Linked DNA regions of Homo sapiens: region 1 is linked to region 2. Evidence: chromatin loops called from intact Hi-C (ENCODE). Cell type or tissue: mammary epithelial cell. All regions are shown on one strand. Each heading gives the region's core, and the rest is flanking DNA. Links, peaks and the distances in the headings are about the cores only. Region 1 has its middle 42 kb from the start of CDYL-AS1. Region 2 has its middle 37 kb from the start of KU-MEL-3.

Region 1 (9,932 bases), core at 685-8,684, 85 kb after region 2:
TTAAGCTTGCTTGTGGATGATTAGCCGTAGGCTGATCCACATCTGAGCCAATTGACTGGCTGCTTAGGAGGACTTTGCCTCGGGCTCACCCCTGAAGCCACCACCCCTGAGGCCACTGCCTGTGCCAGGGCATTCCCAAGCCTCTATCCCCAGTGTGGGCTTCCCTGCTGCATGTGGCTCTTCAGCCTCAGGTTCCTCCTCTTCACTCCCCCATCCTTGCATGGGCTTCCTCTTCCGTCCCGCTTGCTTCTAGAACATTTCCAATTATTGCTTCCAGGTCCTGAACACTAGTGGCTGAACTGAAAAATGGAAAAGATGATGAAAGCCAGGCACTGAGAAATCAGTTAATTAAACTCTTCAGAGGTCCCCAGAAAGGACAGATTCCCCTGCACACCTGATGAGGAATCTTGGACTCTTGCTTATTAAAGGGAAAGGAAGTCCATTTTACTGGACACTTGTCGAGGAATTCCAGCAAGCCCCTGGACAGAGGGCTTCAGTGACCAGGGTAGCTTTCTGCTTTTGGTTGTAAAGAGATCAGAAAGTGTCATCCTTCAAAGCGATGTCATGGGCTCAGAGCCCTTTCTGTGCACTTTGCCATATTGTGCCCACTCCGGTTCTCAAGGTCAGTTGGCCATCTGAAGTGGAACAATGACTTCTCTACAATCCAGCTTTAACTATTTGCACAGTTCCATGCCATTCCACTAATTTAGTACATACCAGGGTGTACCCAGGCTTCAGGCTGGTCTGGGTTCTACTTCCCAAGCCCAGTCCCAGCACATGCCTTCCCAAAGATCTTTCCTCCCAGGTCCCAGTCTCCCTCTTAGGATCAAACCAATTCAACTTAACCCTTATTTAATGTCTTCTCTCTGCCTACTCAGCCCAGTGTGGTAGTCAGGCACAGAAACTCATCAATTACAGCACAGAGTCAGCAGGTCAACAACAGAGTGGGATAAAATTCCCTCTTCTCCAAACACACAAACCCAGCTCTGTAGCATCTTTTTTCCACCCCTGAAATTCCCCCAAACAGACTATCCCTTGTGCTGGCATCCGGCAAGGTCCTAAAGAGGCCCTACAGCCTGTTTTTGCTCAGGCTGTTTTCAAGCCTTTTTCCGATCTATTTTCTCTGAAACTTTGCGTGCATATACACACACCAGAATCAACAAGTCGACTGAGCATGCAAAAGCCACATCCACATTTCTAGACCTTGATACCTTCTCAGACCTCTGGCAAATCTAAAGCCCAGACCAACTGGGATTACTCCCAGGTTATACATTGCTTTAGAGAAGAGAATATTTGTCACACCTAGGCATGGATCCGAGAAGTCCTCACATGCTCACATGCAGAAGGCCCATTCCTTAAGTAATTAGAAATCCATCATCTAAAAAAAACAATGACCAAATCACATTTTGATTAGGATTAAAAGGTGGAGGCTGGGCATGGTGGCTCATGTCTGTAATCCCAGCACTTTGGGAGGCCAAGGCGGGTGGATCACTTGAGGTCAGGAGTTTGAGACCTGCCTGGGCAACAGGGTGAAATCCTGTCTCTACAAAAAATACAAAAATTAGCTGTGCATGGTGGTGCATGTATGTGGTCCCAGCTACTCAGGAGGCTGAGGTGGGAGAATCACTTGGGCCTGGGAAGTGGAGGTTGCAGTGAGCCACGATCACGCTACTACACTCCAGCCTGGGCCATAAAGTGAGACTGTGTCTCAAAAAAAAAGGTAGAGACAATAGTACAGGTACCTTGAAACATCCAAAAACCCAAAAGCTTTTCTATTCTGAAAGGATCAGACAATTTTCTTATAAGAAATATATTTTTTCTGATGAGGCTTTGCTGGAGATATTACCAGAACAAGTGTCTCCAACCACTGGTAGTCTGGAAAATGATAAAGGTGGGTTCTGGGTGGCACAGTGAAACCAGCCTGAGATTACAAACCTTTGCTGGGGGTAAACTACAGAAGCAACCATGGAGACTTAATTCTGTGTTTTTCTGAGATTCTATAATTAGGTAATGTCATTTACATGCTTCCAAGTGAGGGAAGGAAATTCTTTGGAGGCAAAGCGTAACGGTTCCAGTACTGGCACCAAATGTCTTCCTGCTCAGCAAGTCCATTTTAAAGTCTTGTTCATGAGCTAAGCTGAGTTCTCCTACAGAAGCAGAGTGAAGAGTCAAGGAAATGTGAAGACTGGCCAGGCACGGTGGCTCATGCCTGTGATCCCAGCACTTTGGGAGGCTGAGGCGAGCAGATCACAAGGTCAGGAGTTCAAGACCAGCCTGACCAACATGGTGAAACCCCGTCTCTACTAAAAATACAAAATTAGCCTGGCGTGCTGGTGCATGCCTATAATCCCAGCTACTCAGGAGGCTGAGGCAGAAGAATCGCTTGAACCCAGGAGGCGGAGGTTGCAGTGAGCCGAGATTGCGCCATTGTACTCCAGCCTGGGCAACAAGAGCGAAATTCCATCTCAAAAAAAAAAAAAAAAAAAAAAAAAAGAACATACCTCTTTCAGCATCCCCTTGCAGGGTCCTCCCTATCTCTGTGATTCCAATAGTATTCTCTGAAACAACACAGAAGAGTTGGCCTCCCTCCCTCGCCTGACATAGCTCTTTACACAGTTGCAATTCCATGCCTCACTCACCACCCCGTTCTGGTGACTTTCCTCTGCACACATTCCGCCTTGCTCTCCCTCTTAGTTTTTAACACCTATTTAGCAAATATCCTGGAAAAATATTTCCAAAAAAAGTTAAAAGTGGTTGTTTGGAATGATGAGATTACCGGTCCACTGTTGTTTGCTGCTTCTTTGCATGTTTTCAACGTCTGGGCCTGGAACAAGTGCAGGTATTCCTTTGCTCATTCCGTAACGATGCTCAGCATTGAGTGTGCTATCCTGACTAGTGCGAATACTCCATTGCTTGACTTCTCCTGTGTCCGGAACGTTACACTTCTGGTAATACATTGTACGATTGTATTTGTCTTTTTCAAGACCACTTAACACCTTCAGCTTATATAAATCTCGTAGCTAACTGAAGCCTCCAGGTTTTTTCACATGAAGTGTTCACATAAATCATGGATCTCCCAACCTATTTTCATCTTTATGAGTAGTTAAGACATAAATCCTTCTTACAGTATTAAAGGGTGCTAGTGTATTAAACTACCTAAATAGCCAGCATGCCTTTTAAAGGGGCTATCATGATCTAATTCAAATGGTAAGAATTCCAGGGTCTATGTCAGGTGCCCCTGGCTCCCTCTGTGTCTCATCCCCTTCCATTATGGATCCAAAAAACATGTCTTGAAATGTTGCCTCCTGGCCGGGCATGGTGGCTCATGCCTGTAATCCCAGCATTTTGGGAGGCTGAGGTAGGCAGATCACTTGAGGTCAGGAGTTCGAGACCAGCGCCTGGCCAACATAGTGAAACCCCATCTCTATTAAAAATACAATAATTAGCCAGATGCGGTGGCATGCACCTGTAATCCCAGCTACTCAGGAGACTGAGGCAGGAGAATCACTTGAACCCCAGAGGCAGAGGTTGCAGTGAGCCGAGATGCAGGTTGCAGTGAGCCAACATCGCACCACTGCACTCCAGCCTGAGTGACAGAGAAAGACTCTGTCTCAAAAAAAAAAAAGAAATCATTGCCTCCTGCAAAAATTAATATGCAAGAAAATTCAAGGGACTAGTAATCTGTGGAAGGAGGGGGAAGATGGTAATGTTTTATTTCTTTTCGGTGTCAATTACATGAGGTCATTTTATTTTATAATATATTCTCTTGTATGTGTGAAATACAAATTTTAAATATGTGATAATTTAAAAGTAATATGTAGAGTTGATTTAAAATAGGAAAAAATGACTGGGCATGGTGGTCCATCCCTGTAATCCCAGCACTCTGGGAGGCTGAGACAGGAGGATCACTTGAGCCAAGGAGTTTGGGACTGGCCTGGGCAACATAGCAAGATCCTGTCTCTACAAAAAGTACAAAAATTAGCTAAGCATGATGGTGCATGCTTGTAGTTCCAGCTACTCAGGAGGCTGAGGCGGGAGGATTGCTTGAGCCCCAGAGATTGCAAATGTAGTGAGCTCTGATTGTGCCACCGCACCCCAGCCTGGGCAACAGAGCCAGACCCTGTCTCTAAATTAATTAATTAATTTAATTTAATGGGAAGAAATGTCTGGGCACTGCGGCTTATGCCTGTAATCCCAGCACATTGGGAGGCAGAGGCTGGAGGATCACTTGAGGCAAGAAATTCAAGACCAGCCTGAGCAACATAGCAAGACCCCATCTCTACAAAAACATTAAAAAATAAAAAATTCACTGGGCATAGTGGTGAATGCCTGCAGTCATAGCTACTCAGGAGGCTGAGGTGGGAGGCTTGCTGGAGCCTGGGAGGTTGAGGCAGCAAATGAGCTCTGGTTGCACCACTGCACTGCAGCCTGGGCAACAGAGAGAGATCCTGTTTTTTAAAAAAAAAGAGGGGGGGATTGGGGGGGAATTCTCAGTATCCCTTCAATTTTGAGGGGAAAAAAGGTAATAAGAAAAAACAAGGAGAAAGCAATAGATAAGCAAATGAAAGGGAGGAAAACAGATTCAAGTTTGAAAAGGAAAATGAAAGAAAAGATAGCGGCCTGGAAGACAGGCAGAGATAGGAGGATTAGATGGAGTATTTGGCTGAACAGGGACAACAGAGGTGGTGAGGAGTCCCTGCGGCGCTGCAGAGTGGGAGAGAGCGGAACAGTGAAAGCTACTTCGGATCCTCCAAGAAACGTCAGCAAATCCATCCTATTCCTCAGCATTCTGCTTCAGCCACCTAAGGCAGTCAGCCTCCCACTGCCGTTCAGCCTGTGTGGCCCAGAGCCAGGAAGCACGTTCCCTCGCAGCTCTGGGTACAGATTCCCTATACACATGAGTGTCTCCCTCCCGGTGACTCAGCTGCTGTGCTTTCCTCTCCTTCCCCAGGGCCTGAGCAGTAGCCTGCCTGATGATGATCAAGCAGAGCCCTGCAAGTTTCAAGAGGAATGTCAGTGACTCTTCACTGAAACCCCCCAGGTAGGCATGCAGTGACAATCCAGGGCTTTCCTGGACACATTGCAATCCTAACCTCAGGGTAAAAGCCATGTCCCTGTTCCGCCACAGCATGGCAAAATCAATTCCAGTTGGATTAAAAAGTTACATGTTTTTAAAAAAATGAAACCGTAAAAATGTATGTGACTCAGATAAAGTAAAAAAAAAAAAAAGAAAAAAGTGAGTGGTTATGTGTTTTTAAAAAGACAGAGATCAAATGGATAAATATTACACAAGACTAGTCTAAATTGTTTGGTGTACACCATGAAATACTTTTTTCAACCTCTGGCTCCAAATCTCCAAACTTTTGTCCCCTTCCTTACTCCTTGTGCTGAACAGACAGCCTTTTAGTCACTCAGTTTTAAGAGAAACTTCATTCTGGTCATTAAGACTCCATCTCAGGTATGAAAATTTCAGTAAGTGAAGGCAAAGATTAATTTTATATTCGTTTAAAGGCTTTTCCCGTCCACCTAAGGCCAGGCTTGCAGTCCCTGTTCTGGAAGGTGGGCTGTTTGCTCTTTCTGCATTTTACTCCTCTTCTCCTCTCTCTCTGCAGTTTCTTTTTCTTTTTCTTTTCTTTTCTTCTTCTTTTTTTTTTTTTTTCTTGAGACAGAGTCTCACTCTGTTACCCAGGTTGGAGTGCAATGGCACAATCTCGTGTCACTGCAACCTCTGCTTCCTGGGTTCAAGCTATTCTCCTGCCTCAGCCACCCAAGTAGCTAGGATTACAGGTGATGGCTAATTTTTGTATTTTTTAGTAGAGATGGGGTTTCACCATGTTGGCCAGGCTGGTCTCGAATTCCTGGCCTCAGGTGATCCATCCGTCTCAGCCTCCCAAAGTGCTGGGATTACAGGCATGAGCCACCACGCCCAGCCCTCTCTCTGCTGTTTCCCCTCTGGCGTTGTCGGGAAGGGAGGGGAAAGGACTAGGGGAAAGGTGCCTTTATGTAAGTCATGCAGCTGTCCTGACAGTCAAACTCTCTCTCTGGGAGGGTCCCCTTGTGTGGGCTCAAGAGACCTTTGAGGGTCTCTCCAGGGCACTGTTGTCTGATGCATACTGGGTCATCTCAGAGTCCCACTCCTAGGCTCCTGCCAGCTCTCCCCATCACAGCCTGGGGCACATGATGCAGGGGGCTCCCCACCAGACAGCCAGCCACCTTGGGCGGGTCACCAGCCAGATGGCCTGAGTCACTGTCTGCTGCATTCACTTGGCCCACAGCACATCCTTCCACTCCACATTCCAGATGGGGAGAGTGTAGCTGCTCTCTCTGTCTGCTTTCTCTTCATCCCGCTGGGACGGGCTGCTGCAGCAAGACTTTTGCATTCAGAATTCTCTAGATGAAAAGGAGAGACCAGTTTCTATGTTCAGTTAGACTCCTAATTCAGGAAGGGGAGGGCACAGGGATGGGAAGTTGGGGGATGGGGATGGAGGGAAGATGGGGATGGGGAAGAGGATGGGTCCACCTCTCTCAGAAACTTTCTCATTATTCTGTGCTAGTGTCAGCACCAGATGGGCCTTCAGACCCCAGCATCTCCGTGAGCAGTGAGCAAAGCGGGGCACAGCAGCCTCCCGCTTTACAGGTAGGTCTTGGTTTCTCCCAGTGGCAAGCTTGGAGTCCATCTGGCAAGGAAGAGCCCATAGGGGAATCGCCCCACACCACACTCTCCCTTTACATCTGTCCTGTGCTTGGGTCCCTTTGGTGGTCTGGTGAAGCTGTGGACTCCTTAGAATGATGTTTTTGGCCGGGCACAGTGGCTCATGCCTGTAATCCCAGCACTTTGGGAGGCCGAGGCAGGCGGATCAGCTGAGGTCGGGAGTTCAAGACCAGCCTGACCAACATGGAGAAACCCCGTCTCTACTAAAAATACAAAATTTGCTGGGCGTGGTGGCGCATGCCTGTAATCCCAGCTACTTAGGAGGCTGAGGCAGGAGAATCGCTTGAACCCGGGAGATGGAGGTTGCGGTGAGCTGAGATTCATTACATCGTTGCACTCTAGCCTGGGTAACAACAGCGAAACTCTGTCTCAAAAAAAAGAAAAAAAAAAGGACGTTTTTAAGTTTATAAAATAAAATATACAGGACTACAAAGGTTATCAATTACATTGAAATGCAGTTATCACAATCATTTGAAAATGTGTACTCTAGTAATAATGCTTCTTTTTAAAAAAAATCACTTTATTAGGATATAATTGACATACAAAAAGCTGTACCTATTCAGGCCAGGCTCAGTGGCTCATGGCTGTAATCCTAGCCCTTTGGGAGGCCTAGGTGGGTGGATCGCTTGAGGAAAGGAGTTCGAGACCAGCCTGGCCAACATGGTGAAACCCCATCTCTACTAAAAATACAAAAAAATTAGCCAAGCTTGGTGGTGCACACCTGTAATCCCAACTACTCAGGAGGCTGAGGTGGGAGAATCACTTGAACCCAGGAGGTGGAGGTTGCGGCGAGCTGAGATCGCTCCACTGCACTCTAGCACGGGCAACAAGAGCGAAACTCCATCTCAAAAAAAAAAATAGTTGTACATATTTAATGTATACGTGCACCCCCATGAAACTATCACCACAATTTATGTTATAAACATATCCATCATCTCCAAAAGGTTCCCCCGCCCTCTGTATTTATGTGCATGTGTGCACGTGATGGGGGGGGGTGGGATGAGAGCACCTAACAGTTAAGATCTACCCTCTTGGTAAATGCTCAAGTATGCAAGTTCTGTTAACTATAGACAGCATGCTCTCCAGTAGCTCTTTAGAACTTGTATAAGGGAAATGTTGTACCCTTTGACCAAGCCCTCCTGTTTCCCACTCCCCCAGCCCCTGTCAACCATCATTCTGCTCTTTGCTTCTATGTGTTTGACTATTTTATATTTCTCAAGTGAAATGATGTAGTGCTTGTCCTTCTGTGTCTGGCTTCTTTCACTTAGATGATGCTTTATTAAAACATAGTATAACAAGGTCTAACAGTGATTTCTAACTAGTGATGAGTATAAAGGTATTTTGCTATATCTGCAATAGCTGTATGTTATATGAAAACACGTGTGCTTTCTACTAGAGACTAAGTTACAGTTGTTGCTGGTACTACTATAGTTTGTTGCGTACATTCATAATTGGGGGAAATGCAACATTTCAGCTAGAGGATAGTGAAAATAAGGATGGAATATTTTTCCCATTGATGTTTGCAACCTGCCAAGGACAGACAAAGAACCCTTGCACTAGACTGACTACTGCCTGCTCCAGGGAATCCTCCCACAGCCTTCCTGGCCTCTGCTTATATAGGTCAGGAGGGTGCAGGGGACATGGCTGCAGGGCTGGTTTGGTGGCCTCTTGGTGAGGTTTGCAGAATCACCTGGCAACTTCCCTAGGAGTGGAGAGACATGAAAGCCAATGCTACTCAGCTTTTTTTTTTTTCTGCTACGCACTTTATTAGCAACTTAGCTTTTTTTTTCCCTCATAACCCATAGACTTAGCAGGAGGAGCATAGACATTAAGAGTAAGTGCACATGAAACATTGAAAAGGAGTAAACATGAATCCTCTCTTTGCAAAAGACAGTCTCAGAAATTTCTCATCTGCTAATTCACTTAATTCAACAAATTACATCTATCATGTTTCAAGTGCTTTGTTTATCGATATAGTGGTAAACAGAATACACTGATGGGACAAGCAACTCTGAGATGACAGAACGAGTTCCCTAAATAGTCTGTTACTGTGACTCCTGTTTATGCTTGATATTCACAAAATATTCTGGAATTGATACCCGAGAAACTGCTAACAGTGATTACCTCTGGGGAGTAGAGATGGAAATTGAGAGGAAAAGAAGGGAATGTCTTTTCATGTTAAACTCCTTTGTACTGTCTTTAAAAATAATAATAAACATCTTTTTATATGATGAAAAACAAGTTGTAAAGACAACTTTAAAAGTTTTCCTAAAGGAAACCATATGTGACTTTAACTGATTTGAGACAGTAGAAGCTTTCTAAGTATAAAAGTAATAGAAGGAACGATGGGGGAAATTGATAGATTTCACTACACACACAAAAAAAGATGCAAAACACGTCACAGACCAAAAATAACAAACTTAAGAAATATTTGCAACAAAAATTAAAAGGGGCCAGGCGCAGTGGCTCACGCCTGTAATCCCAGCACTTTGGGAGGCTGAGGCGGGTGAATCACCTGAGGTCAGGAGTTTGAGACCAGCCTGGCCAACATGGTGAAACCCCGTGTCTACTAAAAATACAAAATCAGCATGGTGGCACATGCCTGTAATCCCAGCTACTCAGGAGGCTGAGGCAGGAGAATCCCTTGAAACTGGGAGGTGGAGGTTGCAGTGAGCCGTGATCATGTTGCAAAACTCCGTCTCAAAAAAAAAAAAAAATAGCCTCAGCCTCCCAAGTAGGGGGGACTACAGGCATGCACCACCACGCCTGGCTAATTTTTGTATTTTTAGTAGAGACAGGGTTTCACCATGTTGGCCAGGATGGTCTCGATCTCTTGACCTCATGATCCACCCACTTTGGCCTCCCAGAGTGCTGGGATTACAGGTGTGAGCCATCGCACCAGCTGGAAATGGTTTCTTAAATAAGACCCAAAACGGACAAATGTTTAAAAACGTAAATTGAATTACATGAAAGTTAAAAACTTCAACACAATAACAGACATCTTAGAAAAAATGTAAAAAGTCAAAAGCCTAAAAGAAAGTGTTTGCAACACGAAAAACAAAGCATTAATATACAAAACATGCTAAAATTATTTTAAATAAACTTTAAAGAAAATACAATAGAAAAAAATGAGTAAATGATACATGCAGTAATTCACAGAAGAAACTGCTATAGTCAAAAAATACAGGCTGGGCTCTATGGCTCCCAGCACTTTGGGAGG
Region 2 (9,932 bases), core at 1,166-9,165:
ACCTCTGTTGCTTCAAACTTTTCTTCTGCAGCTTCCTCACCTCTCTTGGTCCTCAGAGAATTGAAGAGAGTTAGGGCCTTGCCCTGGATTAGGCTTTGGCACAGAGAAATGTGGTGACAGGTTTGATTTTCTATCCAGACCACTAGAACTTTCTCCATATCAGCAATAAGGCTGTTCTGCTTTCTTATCATCTGTGTGTTCACTAGAGTAGCACTTTTAATTTCCTTCAAGAACTTTTTCTTTGCATTCACAAGTTGGCTAACTCTCGGGCACAAGAGCCTAGCTTTCAGCTATCTCAGCTTAATCATTTCTACCTTTTGATTTAAAATAAGAGACATGAAACTCTTCCTTTCACTTGAACACTTAGAGGCCACTGTAGGGTTATTAATTGGCCTAATTTCAACATCATTGTATCTCAGGGAATAGGAAGGCCCAAGAAAAGGGACAGTGGTGGGAGAACAGCAGGCTGGTGGAGGGGTCAGAACACACACAGCATTTGTGAATTACATTCATCATCTTCTATGGGCATAGTTCGTGGCCCCCCAAAACAATTACAATGGTAACATTACAGATCACCAGAACAGATATTATAATGATGGAAAAGTTTGAAATGTTGTGAGAATTGCCAAACTATGACACAGAGACGCAAAGTGAGCAAAGGCTGCTGGAAAAATCATGCTGATAGACTTGCCCCACACAGGGTTGCCACAAAACTTCAATCTGTAAGAAACGTACTATCTGCAAAGTGCAATAAAGCAAAGCACAATGCAACCAGGTTTGGTTGTGAACTCTTTAGCCCCTTCTCAGATGTCCAAGAGAAAAACAATAAATAATAATCCTTTTGTAGTTCATAAGCTGATGGTTGGGTTTTCACGCTCATGTGTGAGATGTGTTCCTTCATATCTGTCAACACACTACCGGGCTGTTGTGACAACAAATGAGTAAACAGGAGGCACAGGCCCATTGTATTGCATGTCTGGAAACAATTCTCTTCTTATAACACAGCTAGGGTTCATGTGTATCATTTCACAATCTCATTCAATAGTAGGTAGTGATTTCCAACAACAGAAAGTGCACATTTCCAAGCCACACAGTCAAGGACCTCCACAACCTGAGTTTCGAAACTTGGGGAGAATTGTGTTAAGTGAACAAAAAGGTTAGACATTTTAGGTGGAAAAAATCATACTGGCAAAGGTGTGGTGGTAAGCAGGAAAGGAAAATTCCACAGATGCATGGCCACCATGGCTGGAGAAGAGGGTTCCTACAGCATACAAAGATGTGGCTTTCCCATAGACTAGGTGCCATCTCTAGGGAATCACTCCCTCCTCTCCCCAACCCATGTGGTCATGCCTGCTTCTCAATTCCTGACAACTTGGGTTTCTACCACCTGTTAGCACTGCTAACTTACACTGCTTTGTATTGCTAATGATTTTTTCCTACGTGGTGTATCATCCCAGTTCAGTGGTAAATTTCCAAAAGACAGTGATACCATCTAGTGTGAAAGTTTACCCGGATCCTGGCTAACACAGTGAAACCCTGTCTCTACTAAAAATACAAAAATTAGCTGAGCGTGGTGGCATGCGCCTGTAATCCCAGCTACTTGGGAGGCTGAGGCAGGAGAATCGCTTGAACCCAGGAGGCGGAGGTTGCAGTGAGCCAAGATCATGCCACTGCACTCCAGCCTGGGCTACAGAGTAAGACTCCATCTCAAAAAAAAAAAAGAAAAAGAAAGTTAACCTGGAGCAGGGACTTGAAAAGTATAAACAACCGATTCCTTCAGAAAACAGAGAGAGGGGCACTCGAATTATTAATAAACAGTTGGATTAAGATCAACCTCTGGAATGAAAATGGCTGATTAACTTAGTTGTAAGTCACTTATGCTGATTAGCAGCAGATGAAACCTGCTATATTGATAGAGGTTTGTCAACATTACACAAAATTTAATTTAAAAACCATTCCATCAGTAGGATAATTTTAATAATCTGATGGTACTGAAGCCTTTGTCACACTAAATGATTTTTTTAAAGTTCTTTTTCTTATGTAGAAGATAGGATCAAGCAAACACCTGCAGCTGGTCACATGTGCATTACTATGTGACTCTACAGTGCCCCACTGAAGCCAATGTCACTTCCTCCAGGCCCCAGTCAGTCATCCTCCCACATTCCACAGTGCCTTTGTCCAGACCTGCTATGCTGTAATCTTGCAATAACCTTTGGAGTTGCCTCTTTTTATTCAATGAAGTCTGCTGTCAAGCAAGGAAAGCTGGTTGTAAATGCAGCATTCAGGGATGCAGGCCAAGTTCATCGCACTGAAGTCCTATCATTGTTAACAAAAACAAAATAATTGCTGCATGTTGACATACCGCAAGCAAGGGAAGTAACTAAACTGACATCAGTGGAATGGGGTGGGAGGGCCATGAGATGAGACAATCTCTACATTGCATTAACAACCTCTGTGTCTGCATTTATTCCAGCACCTTCCTTTGAACTCATTATGGTCCTCTCCAGACAACCCTCTCATTATCTCAAGGTTGAACTACTTCTCCTGGAACAGTGTCTCTTCACAATTATGATGGCTCCAGACATTTGAGAGGGAGCCAGTTTCCCTTTAGAATACATTAGTGTCTTTCAAAAGTAAATAAATGTTTACTTTGTCAAGCAATTAATTAAAAACAGCAAAGTAGGTGAAAGAATGACAGAAAGAAAGAATAAGGAGGTGTTTTAAGGAAAATCCTGTTGGAAACTTTAGGTGGAGAATGACACCCATTCTTTCATTCATTTGGTTTTATGCTGAAAGCAGACAAGGTATTTTACAATAAATGATATATGAATTCTAAAAATATTAAGGGAAGGGAAGCAAAACAGCAAGAGACAAGAGACAAGAAAAGAGACAAGACATGAAAAGGGTGCAAAAATTCTGTCAGAAAACCTAGGTAAAAGGAGCACAAATCTTAGCTCTGTGATCCCAATCAGGGACTACAGGGGGAGCTGACCAAGAGCCACAGGAGGGGTTCCTAGCCCTGGCTGTGCCTCGGACTCAAAGGGAGGGGGCATCTTCAAAGTCTGGTCATCTCACCCTACTCAAACGCACTGAATCAGAATCTCTAGGCCTTAGACCAAGACATCCGTCTAATGAAAGGAAGCACAAAAAACCATCAAGAGAAACAACCTTTAACTCCCAAAGGAATTTATGACATATGGTTTTCTTTTAAAGCCACTAGACAAGGAAATGGACCGCAGTCAATAACAGATAAAGAACACCTTCAGAGATGTTTGTCACAGGGCTGTTTCTCACACCAACCCTCAATAAAGGCTGAGGACATAAAGGGTACCTTAAGCCTTGGAAAGAACTTTCTCCTCTGCAGCCAGCCTTGTGCTCATCTCATCAGAGCAAGCATAAGGACTAGACTAGGGGATGTTGGATGGCACGTGCTTTGGGCTTCTTCGCCTAGGCTTGTGGTGAGACCCAAATGAGTAAGGTCATGCACATAGCAGGTATCCAGTAAACATTAGTTGATTATTGTTATCATCATTACTTTTTTTTTTTTTTTTGAGACAGAGTCTCACTTTGTCACCCAGGCTGGAGTGCAGTGGCACAATCTCGGCTTACTGCAACCTCCACCTCCTGGGTTCAAGCAATTCTCTTGCCTCAGTCTCCCGAGTAGCTGGGACTACAGGCGCACACCACCACACCCAACTAATTTTTGTATCTTTAGTAGAGACGGGGTTTCACTGTGTTGGCCAGGCTGGTCTCTAACTCCTGACCTCGTGATCTGCCCACCTCAGCCTCCCAAAGTGCTGGGATTACAGGCGTCAGCCACCACGTCCGGCCAAAGCAACCTCGAATGGGGCCAGATACCCAACACATGCACGAGTTTTGCTCTGACCTTGGCCTGGAACACTTTGGAACAGCCTTTGTCTCCCACCCACATTTCTGATGACCCATCAGAAAGCTCAGCTAATTCCTCAGAATCTGTCATCAATAATCTCATAAGGTTCCCTTTCTTCGGAACATGGCCTATGACATCCTTTTTAAATGTTCTCAATTCCTGTGAAAGGCGGTTCTTGGCCCTATAATCCCAGCACATTGGGAGGCCTAGACAGGTGGATCACCTGAGGTCAGGAGTTCAAGACCAGCCTGGCCAACATGACAAAACCCCATCTCTACTAAAAATACAAAATACAAAAATTAGCTGGGCATGATGGCGGGTGCCTGTAATCCCAGATACTTGGGAGGCTGAGGTGGGAGAATCACTTGAACCCAGGAGGCAGAGGTTACAGTGAGCCGAGATCACGCCACTGCACTCCAGCCTGGGCAACAGAGTCAGAGTCCATCTCAAAGAAGAAAAACAAACAAACAACAACAACAAAATTGGGGAGGTTCTTCCCGGGAGTCATCTCTTTTCAAGTTTGTTATTCAAGAGAGTGTAAAGGTTGAGAGTTAAAACCATACAGATGTCATAAACTGCTGCCCAGACAGTAAGTGACAGTAAGCTCACACTTGCCACCAGGGCGGTAGCCAGCTTCTGATCACTCGTGAAATAAAAGCCAAAGGGCATCCCACGGGCAGGTTTCATTTGCTGAGGGTGTGAGGAATTGGCTCTATGGCTTTTATATAGACTCACAGGTACCAGTCAGTAGCAGAGGGCGCCTGTAGCCAGGACCAACACTTCAAAGTGTCCTCCTTGGTAGAGGCAGTGCCATTCTGGAGAATGAGGACATCTTTAGGACCTTAGGTGAGGTCTGAAAGCCCTGGACACTGCGGGACGCTAGGCAGCCAGGCACCCTTGGAACCGAAGCCGCCTGGGGAGGCAGGAAGCCGCAGCTCGTGCTGCTGTTGACGCCAAAGCCGCCTGTCCCCACCCCCTCTCGCTCCCGGGAGAACCGGGCAGAGGGAAAACCTGGAGAGATGGAGCTGGAGTTGAGGAAGGGAGCTTTGGCTAGACCCCGGATGGGCAGGAAGGGGAGAGAGAGAGAGACTAAAATTGAGTGCAGCATTGGTTTTAGAAATAACTTTAGGAATAACTGAAAACGCAAAGCTTGAATGTCATCTTGGGGTGTGAGATAGCAGCCACAGTCCCTTTTTAACTCTGCTTATAAATATGTTTAACTAAAATGGCTTTGACTACAGTAATGCCCACAGCCGGTCACAGGTCATAGCTGGAAAGACCAGCAGTGAAATCTCTTCTTTAAAGCCAACACATTTTCTCTGTTCCTAAAATGTTTTGCCTACCAAGCCCAGGGAGCCCCACAGAACACACCTCCTACGTGGAAACCAGATGCAAATTCTATGGTACAAGTGGTTCATCGGTACCTTTGGAAATCCTAGAACTAGAGACCTGTCAGCGGGATGTCAATCCTCAGGGAGATCTCAGAGCATTTCACTAGAAGCCGGTGTGGGGCAAGTCATGTCAAACATTTCTGATAAGGCTGTGATTTCTGTAAGGCTTGTTTTTTACATAAACATTTTTAAATCATATTTTTTCAGATAATAAAAGCAGTATATGCTTTCTATTTTTTAAAAAAGCACTAAAAACAATAAATAAATTAGATCAATGCACCCCTACCATGATCCCAATCCTTAGAGATAACCACTGTCAACTGTTTGATATGTACTTATCCACATTTTTCTCTGCATATATGCTATCTTACAAAAGCAGGATTTATATCTATGTACTCAGATTCTTAGTGACTCACATTACTAGGAAGGTGATCTTCAAAAGTAAATTAATTTTTAAAGTAATTTCAGTTTAACTTTGATGTTCACATATGAACGTGTCACTTTTTTAACTGAGCATTTCACTAGGAGAACTCAATATCATCATTTGATAGTGAGGCAGTATTGCGGTTCTCATACAAAAGATAGCAGGCAGTAATTATCAAATAATCTTAGTTATTTGTATAGTTAACAAAAATGATCTAATATTAAGCAATTATTGAGTCCATACTAACTTCTAGGTACTGTCATAAGCATTTTACTTACGTTAACTCTGAAGAACAACCTTATGAGAAAGGTAGTAATATCCTTTTTCAGGTGGAGAAAAAGAGGCTCAGATAAATTAAATAATGTTCCCAAGGTCACACAGCAAGTAATTGCTGCACAGATATTGAAATGTATTCAAAGCAACATCAATATATGTTCTATCCTGCTACCAACTGTTCAAGTCATCAGGTTATAGTTATGAAAACAAGCAGATAAATAAATCAACATGTTTAAAATTGTTTTGTGATTCAACTATGTATATTATGGAGTTCTTAGTGACAGTGATGAGTTTGTAGTCCATCCCCAGGTACTTACCACCAGTGTGACCCTCAGCAGATCTTTTAGCTGAAACACAGCTACAAACTGAAGATGCTGTCTATAATAACACTGGGCTCACGGAGCTAAAGTGAGGTTTAAAGAAGGCAATGTATATGAAATCTCCTTGAAAACTGTAAAGAACTATCTAATATGATGTTAAGGACATATTTATGTGGCAATTCCTCATTCAATTACAACAGGCTTTATAACTTCACATTTATAATAATTCCATCAGAATACAACAAATGCAGAATTTTTTTAACTAACTGAAAATAAAAGGCGGCTTTCCACACTACTCAAAGTCACGGCATATTCCCCGAGATCATGTCTGTAACCTCTCCCAGGCTCGGAAAACCTTGTTTTCCAGCCATACTTTTTCCCATTCTGATACTGAAGTGTTAGATTAATTTTTATTTTATCAACATAATAACACTCATATATTTTGTCAAATACTCAATACAAAAAAAAAAAGTTTCTGACCTAACTCCCCAATTTTCTTGCTGAATACTACCATTTTCCTTTCCTTCCTCTCTTTCTTCCAGTATTTACGTTCACATTTCAAAATGATACGTTTATTCTGCAACTTGTTGATTAATCTATTTTAGTGTATTATTGACTTCCTATTAGAAAGATAAGGATATTGTTTTCATAAACTACTTCTCCTCCTCCATTTTCCTCATACTCCAAAATGGGGTTACATCATAATCATGAGTCATGTGTTCCTGAGTCGGTATTAACATTGTTATGGTTATCTAATATTGTTTACCACTGAGACAAAGGGTAAACTATCACTACTATTTCCTCTCCTGTAAAAAGAAACCAAAAATGGCAAACAATAGAGATAACCAATGAAACCAAAGGCTGGCTCTTTGAGAAGATTAATAAAATCACAAAGACTCTAGACTGAGCAAGAAGACACAAATTACCAAAATCAGGAATGAAAGAGAGAACATCATCACAGATCCTACAAATATTAAAAGAACGATATAGGGAAGAATATACACACGTATATGCCAATGAATTTGAAAAATTGCATAAGTGGTCACATTGCTCAAAAGATACAGATTACCAAAACTGGCACAAGCAGAAATATAAAATATGATAAGGCTTTATATCTATTAAACAAATTCAATTGTAATTTAAAATCTTCTCACAATTATAAATCCAGGTCTTGATGGCTTCTCTTATGAATTCTAACAAATACCTAAGTAAGAAATAATACCTATCCTATACAAATATTTTTATAAAATAGGAATCAAGGAACATTTCCCATCCATTTTATGAGGCCAGTATTGCCCTGATACTAAAAACAAAGACATTAAAAGAAAATAAAACTATAGCTAATATTCTTCATGAACATAAAGGCAAAAATTCTTAATAAAATATGAGCAAAACAAATCAAACAATATTTTAAAAGGATAATATATCATGATCAAGTGGGATTTATCTCAGGAATTTAAGATTAGTTTAACATTTGAAAATTAATCAATGTAATTCATCATATTAATAAAATAAAAGTAAAACCCTATGATCATCTCAATAGACACAGAAAAAGCATTTGGCAAAATTTAACATTCATTCATGATAAAAACTCTCAGCAAAAATGAACTTTCTCAATCTGATTTTTTTTTAAATCTATGAAAAACCTACAGCTAACATCACACTTAATGGTGAAAGACAGGACATTTCCCCCGAGATGAGGAACAGAGCAAGGATAGTCACTCTCAACTACTCCTATTCAACATTGTACTAGAAGGCACAGCCAGTGCAAATAAAGTCATCCAAATTGGAAAAGAAGAAAAACTATTTATTTGTAGACATGATTGTCTATATAGAAAATCTTAAGAGAAATATGAAAAAGCTACTAGAATTACTAAAACTAATAAGAAGGCTTAGCAAAGTTGCAAGATACTGTTAATATTTAAATATCAACAGTATTTCCAAACAATTGGAAAATAAAAAAAAAATTTTAACTTCACATTTACAACACGCACACACAAAAATTAAATACCTGAAATACCTAATGATAAGCTTAACAAAATATAATCAAGATGTGTATGCTGAAAAGCATGAAACATAGCAGAGAGATATAAAAAGACTCAAATAAATGGAGAAATAAATAATATTCATGGATAAGAAGACTCAATAGTTATAAAATGTCAGTTATTTCCAAACTGATCTTTAGACTCAAAAAAGGAATTTTTTTGTAGAAATTGACAAACTGATTCTAAAGTTTATATGAAAATTTAAAGCATCTAGAATAGTGCAATTTTGGAAAAGAAAAAAGTCTGAGGATTTAACACTACCTGATTTTAAATCTTACTAAACTGCTACAATAATCAAGGTAATGAGCTATTGGTATATAGACAGACACATGGATCAAAAAAACTGATTAGGGAGTCTAGAAGTGGACTCACATGTACATGCCCAACTAATTTTCAACCAAAGTGACAAGGTAAGCCAATGGCTCAAAGACAGTATTTTCAAATAAATTGTGCTGGAACAATCAGATATCCTATGACCCTTACCTCAAACCATACACAAATGTTAACCCATAGACTTAAATGTAAAAGATAACACTATAAAACATCCAGAAGAAAACATATCCAATCTCAATCTAACAAATATCTCACATACAGAACATAACAACCACTAACCATAAAAGAAAGTATTAATATGTGGAACTTTATCAAAATTAAAACCACTATTCTTCTGAAGACAATGTTTACAAAAAAAGGCAAACCACAGAATGGGAGAAAATATTTGAAAATGTACATTTGAGAAAAAAATTGTATCCAGATTACGTAACAACTATTACATTCATTGTTATATTCAACAATATAAACAACCCATTTTTTTAATAGGGGAAAGACTTGAATAAACACTTCAAAAAAGAAGATATACAAAAGTTTACAAGCAAATGAAAAGATATTCAACACATTATTCCAAAAAAAGTAATTTAAAAATACCATGAGATATCACAACATATGCATTAAATTAGCTAAAATTTAAAAAACCTGATAATCCCAAGTGTTGACAAGCAATGGAGCAACTGGAACTCTCATATATTTTGATATGCATGTAAAATGGTACAACCATTTTGGAAAGAAGCTTGGCAGTTTCTTATAAAGTTAATCTTATATTTACTATATGACCTAACAATTCCATTCCTATCCATTTATTTAAAGGAAATGAAAATGTATGTTCACATAAAGTCATAGACACAAATGTTCATAGCAGCTTTATCATTAATCGCCCCAAACTGGAAAGAACCCACCCAAGTTTCCTTCAATAGATGAATGGATAAACTATGATACAGTCATAGAGTGGAACAATATATAGCAGTAAAAAAGAATATATGGCTGGTATATGCACCAACATGGATGAATCTCAAAAACATTATGCTCAATAAAAGAGATCACGCTCAAAAGACTATAGTTATGTAGTCCGTGGGGAATGGATCTGGGACCTTACTTGCATACCAAAATCCTCTGATGCTCAAGTCCCAGATATAAAATGGCATAGTATTTACCCACATCCTCCCATATCCTTTAAATCATCTCTAGATTACATATAATACCTAGTACAGTGTAAACAAAAATCATTGTCATGGTGTATTGTTTAGGGAATAA

Evidence for each region. Hi-C counts contacts between places; a loop is a spot of excess contacts. Peaks named below come from ENCODE experiments on the same cell type or tissue, not always from the same donor. Only the 100,000 strongest peaks of a DNase experiment are listed, where the experiment ranks them.
Region 1: a loop joins it to region 2, with 2.8 times the contacts of the local background. A loop is called at or near these places in 2 of 110 quality-filtered maps.

Annotation. Positions count from the first base shown.
Region 1 is chr6:4,728,208-4,738,139 of GRCh38, forward strand. It overlaps a transcript of CDYL not described here. Among named protein-coding and RNA genes, the nearest start is that of CDYL-AS1, 42 kb to the right of the region's middle. RefSeq lists enhancers at 3,809-4,699, 4,700-5,589 and a silencer at 6,770-6,968. In mammary epithelial cell, for the core only: no CTCF peak of the experiment used is centred there; DNase peaks (open chromatin) are centred at 4,934 and 6,254; H3K4me3 peaks cover 258 bases; H3K27ac peaks cover 1,028 bases.
Region 2 is chr6:4,642,927-4,652,858 of GRCh38, forward strand. It overlaps the pseudogene LOC124901549. Among named protein-coding and RNA genes, the nearest start is that of KU-MEL-3, 37 kb to the left of the region's middle. RefSeq lists an enhancer at 4,729-5,023 and a silencer at 4,729-5,023. In mammary epithelial cell, for the core only: no CTCF peak of the experiment used is centred there; DNase peaks (open chromatin) are centred at 2,185 and 4,875; H3K4me3 peaks cover 458 bases; H3K27ac peaks cover 391 bases.